Linked DNA regions of Homo sapiens: region 1 is linked to region 2. Evidence: chromatin loops called from intact Hi-C (ENCODE). Cell type or tissue: PC-9. All regions are shown on one strand. Each heading gives the region's core, and the rest is flanking DNA. Links, peaks and the distances in the headings are about the cores only.

Region 1 (2,913 bases), core at 113-2,612, 150 kb before region 2:
GGACACCATTACCCATCCTGGAAAACCCTTAGTCCTGGGTCCTCAAGCCAAAGTGGGAGATGGGTGGGAGTTTCAGCCTTTTTTTTTTTTTTTAGAGCCTGGTGGACTGGGACCTGGAAAAGAGACTGAGAAAGAAAAGGGAGACAGACAGTCGGGGATAGCAAATAATAATAGCCTAGGTGCCAGGCACCGTTCTAAACACATGATGTGTATTATATCATTTAATCCTTACAGTACAAGGTAAGTATTATCCCCATTTTGCAGATGAGAAACCGGGCCCAAACAGATTAGAAAACTCGCCTGATATCCTACAGCTAATGAGTTCAGAGTCCACCTTTGCCGCAGCCAAGAGTCTGGCTTCAGAGCCTAGGTGTGTAAGAGCTTTACCACCTCCCAGTGAGGTGAAGCGGGAGAGTAGGGCAGAGAGTAAGCAGAGAGGTCAGCAGGGCTGAAAAGAGAGGATGGAAGAAAACAGGCTGTGGGAAAGGGGAAGAATCAGAACTGAGCAAGGATAGAAAGGAGACAGAAGCCAAGAGTCACAGAGACAAAGAGAGGTAAGACAAGAGACAGATAAGCTGGAAGACCAATCTAGAGCCAAGGGAGACTGGGGATCCTCATCATAAAGTTGATGACAGGTAGACTGGGGTGAGGGGAGGAGAAACTGTTAGGGTTTGGCACTCAGAGATGTGAGCAGAGACCAGGGTACCTGGGGAACCATTGCCCAGGAGTCTTCACTGTAGGAAAAGCCCAGGCGGGGATAGCTGGAGTTCCCATTCCCAAGGAGGAGAGGACTGGCAGTGGCTTGAGGGCTCACTAGGTGCAGTGCCCACTACTGCATTAGCACTGATTTTTCAGAGGCAGGCGGGTAGGAGGGTAGATGGTTGGACAGACAAAAAGAAATACATGCTCTTTAGGGAGCACTTTCCCTGTGCCGGGCAATGTCAGGCATTTTTACCTGTATTATCCCATTTGATGCTCACCACAGTTCTGTGAAATAGGTTACATTATTATCCCCATTTCACACATTCATAGACTGAGGCTTAGGGAGGTTAAATAATTGGCCCAAGGTCACATAGTTACTTGGGAAGTGGTATAACTGGGATTTGAACCCAGGACTCTTCTGTTTTGTTACCCCAGAGACTCTGCCAAGTTATGCTTATTCTCCCCTCACTCCCCACAGCAGTCACATTCTGTCTGGCTGTGACCTAACTCCAGCCCTCATGTTTCTCCCTGCCCAGTAGTACCCCATGGCCATTCCCACCTGGGTCCTCTTCCCCATTACCAACCATGTTTGTATAGAGTTGAGTCGAGTGCGCGTTGGAGTTGGCGTGGGAGGGTGTGCCCGCTGACTGCAGAGGGACAGACAGTTCATTGTTTGATGCTGGGAGCCCAGCCCACTGCCAGCAGGCTCTGTGGCCTGCATCAACCCCTCCCTCCTGGCTGCAGGCTCAGGCCGGATTCCTCGCATTGGTGCCTCGCCAGCCGGTGCCAGTCGGGAGGAGAAGTTGCTGCTGAAACAGGTTTCCCCGGTTTGACAGAGCGGTGGCTGGGGCCCGGCCTGGAGGGCTTCTCTGACCCACAACCCTACCTGACTTCTTTCAAAAGAAATCCCCCAACCTGGGGCCTTCAGATGGGCATGTGAGTCTTTACTCATGTGTGCAAACACACATATGCACAAACACATATACCTTCTCACACAAAAATCACACATAATCACACATTCTGACACAATCATACACATACAAACACATATACCTTCTCACACAAACATATCACATTTAATCACACATTCTGACACAATCATACACATACATATGTGCATGCGTGCGTGCATGTAGTGCACATTCACACGGGCACACACACCGCCTCTACTACTCGCACCTCTCCATCTCTTCAGGAGGGTTCAGGCAGGGTTCATTGGTGAAATGGCTTCCCTAGTTCTATTGGATCCTCATCCTCTCCTGGTATTTTTGTGGACCCATACAGCAATGACAAGTGAGGTTTAATTCTGCCCTGTCCCATCTCCAATAGTTGCCTGTAGCACTGTTGAGGATTTGCAGGCTGCATCTGGGCTCTTCAGGAAAATAGGTTAGTAATGCCTGCCAGAATGTCCGAATTGGGAAAAGGCAGGACACACATGGCTTCTGGAAAGGGAGCGATGTTGGATTGGCTGTGTCTGCCATGCTTGTTGGAAAGGACATTGGCAGCATGTGTGCCCCTTTATTTGCTATCCCTGATCTAAACCATCTCTGTTCTCCTTGTTTTTCTCTCCTGCCCTATAGGTGAAGGCCAATGACTCAGACCAAGGTGCCAATGCAGAAATCGAATACACATTCCACCAGGCGCCCGAAGTTGTGAGGCGTCTTCTTCGACTGGACAGGAACACTGGACTTATCACTGTTCAGGGCCCGGTGGACCGTGAGGACCTAAGCACCCTGCGCTTCTCAGTGCTTGCTAAGGACCGAGGCACCAACCCCAAGAGTGCCCGTGCCCAGGTGGTTGTGACCGTGAAGGACATGAATGACAATGCCCCCACCATTGAGATCCGGGGCATAGGGCTAGTGACTCATCAAGATGGGATGGCTAACATCTCAGAGGATGTGGCAGAGGAGACAGCTGTGGCCCTGGTGCAGGTGTCTGACCGAGATGAGGGAGAGAATGCAGCTGTCACCTGTGTGGTGGCAGGTGATGTGCCCTTCCAGCTGCGCCAGGCCAGTGAGACAGGCAGTGACAGCAAGAAGAAGTATTTCCTGCAGACTACCACCCCGCTAGACTACGAGAAGGTCAAAGACTACACCATTGAGATTGTGGCTGTGGACTCTGGCAACCCCCCACTCTCCAGCACTAACTCCCTCAAGGTGCAGGTGGTGGACGTCAATGACAACGCACCTGTCTTCACTCAGAGTGTCACTG
Region 2 (2,913 bases), core at 271-2,770:
GACTGAGGCCAAGTGACAGGAAGTGGGAAGACACATCAGAAAGAGGTTGAGGCCTCAAGGGACTCCAGCCTGACCTCTGCAGTAGGCTCCCTGCCCTGTTCCCAGCTCTGTGCTTCAGAGCCCAGCACAGAACCTGCATGTGGAGACCCTGGCAAATGGGTGATAATTGACCAAATGAATGAGAGTGAGTGAGTGAGTGAATCAATAAACATCTTCTTCACTGCAGCATGGCTCCCCAGTGATGGGGACTGTAATTTCATCATCCTATTGCTCTAGGAGTACCTGGCACAGAGTAGGCACTCAAAAACTGCTTGCTGCATGAATGAGCACCTAATCTGCTTCTTGATCTACCCGTTTCCTGAGTGTGGAGACAAGGAAGCCTGTAAAAATTGTGCCTGAGGTCTCTTTTCAGTGGTCCTACTACTCAAAAATGGTAGATTTCTACCTACCAGAGAGAATAAAAAACAACACAGCAGACATTTATTAAGTACTCAGCAGGCACAGTATTAAGAACTGTTCACAAAATATCTCATTTAGTCCTCACATCAATCTATGAGTTAAGTTCAATTTTTATACCCATTTTAAACAGGATAAACAGGAGAGAGCCAAGGGAGCTCTGAAAGGTGGTGTGGCTTGCCCTGAGTCATGCATTCCTCTAGGCAAAGGAGGAGCCAGGATTCAAACCCAGGCCAGCCTGCTCTTCCCTCCTTAACCACTGCACTATCCTGCCTCCCTTAAAGTACAGCAGGAGAAGACAGGAGAAGCATGGCCAGAGAAAGCCATGCAGAATGGAGTCAAAAAAATACCTCCAGGGCCTATAAAGTGTTTGATAAATTCCAGGAGAAGAATAGGAAGAAATAATGAGCATTTGTCAGAGCCTTTTATAGCATATAAGATGATTTTCCCTGCATTCTCTCATTTGATCTTCACCACAGGCCTGGGAGGAAGGTATTATCATTATCTACATTTTATTGGTGAGGAAAGTAAGGCTCCCACACCTCTCAGCTAGGGTTGGGCAGGCTGCACACCTGAGGGGGTAGTGGTTCAGTGATAAGGACTCACTTCTCATCTCCTGGAGGCTGCCATAACCTCTCCCCAAATTGTCATTGGCTCAAAGGGAAATCTAGGCTGAGGCTCACATGGCATTTCTGTGTTCTCTATAACCACAGGGGAAAGGCCAGCAGGGCGCAGAGGCCAGACCAAATGCCACCTCCTCCAAGGAGCCTGCCTGGACCTGCCCGCCCTCGGGACTCTTACTCTCCTCTGAGCTGTCCATCTCTTTCATTTCTTTGACAGCCCCTCCCAAGGCAGAGCTTGTTATCTCTGCATCATCTCAAAAAGAATTAGTCAACAAGAGTGACCCTTGGCAGTGGGAAGGTGAACACGTGGTGCAAGAGTTTGCTCAGGCAACAGTGTTATGATGGCTTAAGAACAGAAACTATGTGTGGAGTGAGACCAGAGCCCCTCACGCTCTCCAGGCCCCTCTGACTCTCAGCTACTCTGTTGGCTCCTTGACCTTCGGAGCATGTGGCCAAGATTGGGCACAAAGCGGGTGTGGCAATGCTCTTCCTAATGCTCCCCACAGGAAACACAAATTTAATACAGCATGAGCAAGGGCTGCAAAGAGCTCCTGTCCTACAGCCAGTTCCATTTCTCAAAAGGGAATGGGAGTGTCAGGAAGTGAATGCCCTGTGATTATCTGGAATTTCCTCAGTTCAGCATAGGGTCAGTGGTGTACAGCATGCCTTACTATCTTGGCTTTATGTGCCAATTCAGATGGATGAAAAAGCATTGCTTCGGGTGGGGGGAGGGGGGAGGGATAGCATTAGGAGATATACCTAATGTTAAATGACGAGTTAGTGGGTGCAGCACACCAACATGGCACAGGTATACATATGTAACAAACCTGCACGTTGTACACGTGTATCCTAAAACTTAAAGTATAATAGAAAAAAAGCATCGCTTCTCACTAACTATATAAAAATCAAAACCCAGATTTTATGTGATTGAATTTTTTCAACCCCAGTTACCATATATGATGGGGTATTACAGTCTTTGTGATTGAAAAGGTGAAGCTAGGGCGGGAATGTGCTCCAGCAGGATTCTTGCAGGCTTTCAGCCTATGTGGAGCCCCTGCTAGCTGCCAGGCACTGTATTAGACTTTGAGGATATAGTGCTGAACCAGGCAGACAGTCCCTGCTGTTGGGAATTTCCAGCCTAGGGGACAGACAAGCAGACTTCACAAGATGAAGGCTGGAAGCTCCTGACCCAATCAGGGAAAAGAGAAGGCCTCTGGGGGAGAGGTGGCCCTTGGGCTGAATTCTAAAGGATATACAGGGGCAGATGGTGCAGCAGTTATGAATTCCAGGTCTGGAGTCAGGTAACCTGAGCTGGAACCTGGGCTCTGCCACTTCAAGCTCGTGATCTTGGACAAGTTCCTTGACCTCTTTGTGCCTCAGTTTCCTCATGTGTAAAATAAGCATAGTAATAGCAACTTAGGCTGGGCGCCATGGCTCATGCCTATAATCCCAGCACTTTGGGAGGCCAAGGCAGGTGGATCACCTGAGGTCAGGAGTTTGAGACCAGCTTGGCCAACATGGTGAAAACTTGTCCTACTAAGAATACAAAAATTAGCCGGGCGTGGTGGCACATGTCTGTAATCCCAGCTACTTGGGAGGCTGAGGCAGGAGAATCGCTTGAACCCGGGAGGCAGAGGTTGCGGTGAGCTGAGATCGCACCATTGCACTCCAGCCTGGGCAACAAGAGCAAAACTCCCTCTCAAATAATAATAATAATAATAATAATAACCCCGTAAGGTTGGGAGATAAATGAGTTAATACATAGAAAGCACTTGGAGGCCAGGTGCGGTGGCTCACACCTGTAATCCCAGCACTTTGGGAGGCCAAGGCAGGC

The links. Peaks named below come from ENCODE experiments on the same cell type or tissue, not always from the same donor. Only the 100,000 strongest peaks of a DNase experiment are listed, where the experiment ranks them.
Region 1: it touches region 2 in a loop (6-fold over the local background); 82 of 110 quality-filtered maps call a loop at or near these places.

Annotation. Positions count from the first base shown.
Region 1 is chr5:141,864,797-141,867,709 of GRCh38, reverse strand. PCDH1 (protocadherin 1) reads left to right here. Exons shown (of 5, transcript NM_032420.5): 3 at 2,283-2,913. Among named protein-coding and RNA genes, the nearest start is that of PCDH1, 12 kb to the left of the region's middle. RefSeq lists a silencer at 2,857-2,913. In PC-9, for the core only: no CTCF peak of the experiment used is centred there; a DNase peak (open chromatin) is centred at 1,429; H3K4me3 peaks cover 421 bases; H3K27ac peaks cover 1,840 bases.
Region 2 is chr5:141,712,500-141,715,412 of GRCh38, reverse strand. LOC124901092 (a long non-coding RNA gene) reads left to right here. Exons shown (of 2, transcript XR_007058973.1): 1 at 1-2,913. All of the region lies in intron 2 of LOC124901093 (a long non-coding RNA gene), which reads right to left. Among named protein-coding and RNA genes, the nearest start is that of ARAP3, 32 kb to the right of the region's middle. In PC-9, for the core only: no CTCF peak of the experiment used is centred there; DNase peaks (open chromatin) are centred at 332, 662, 1,362, 1,662 and 1 weaker place; H3K4me3 peaks cover 2,281 bases; H3K27ac peaks cover 2,500 bases.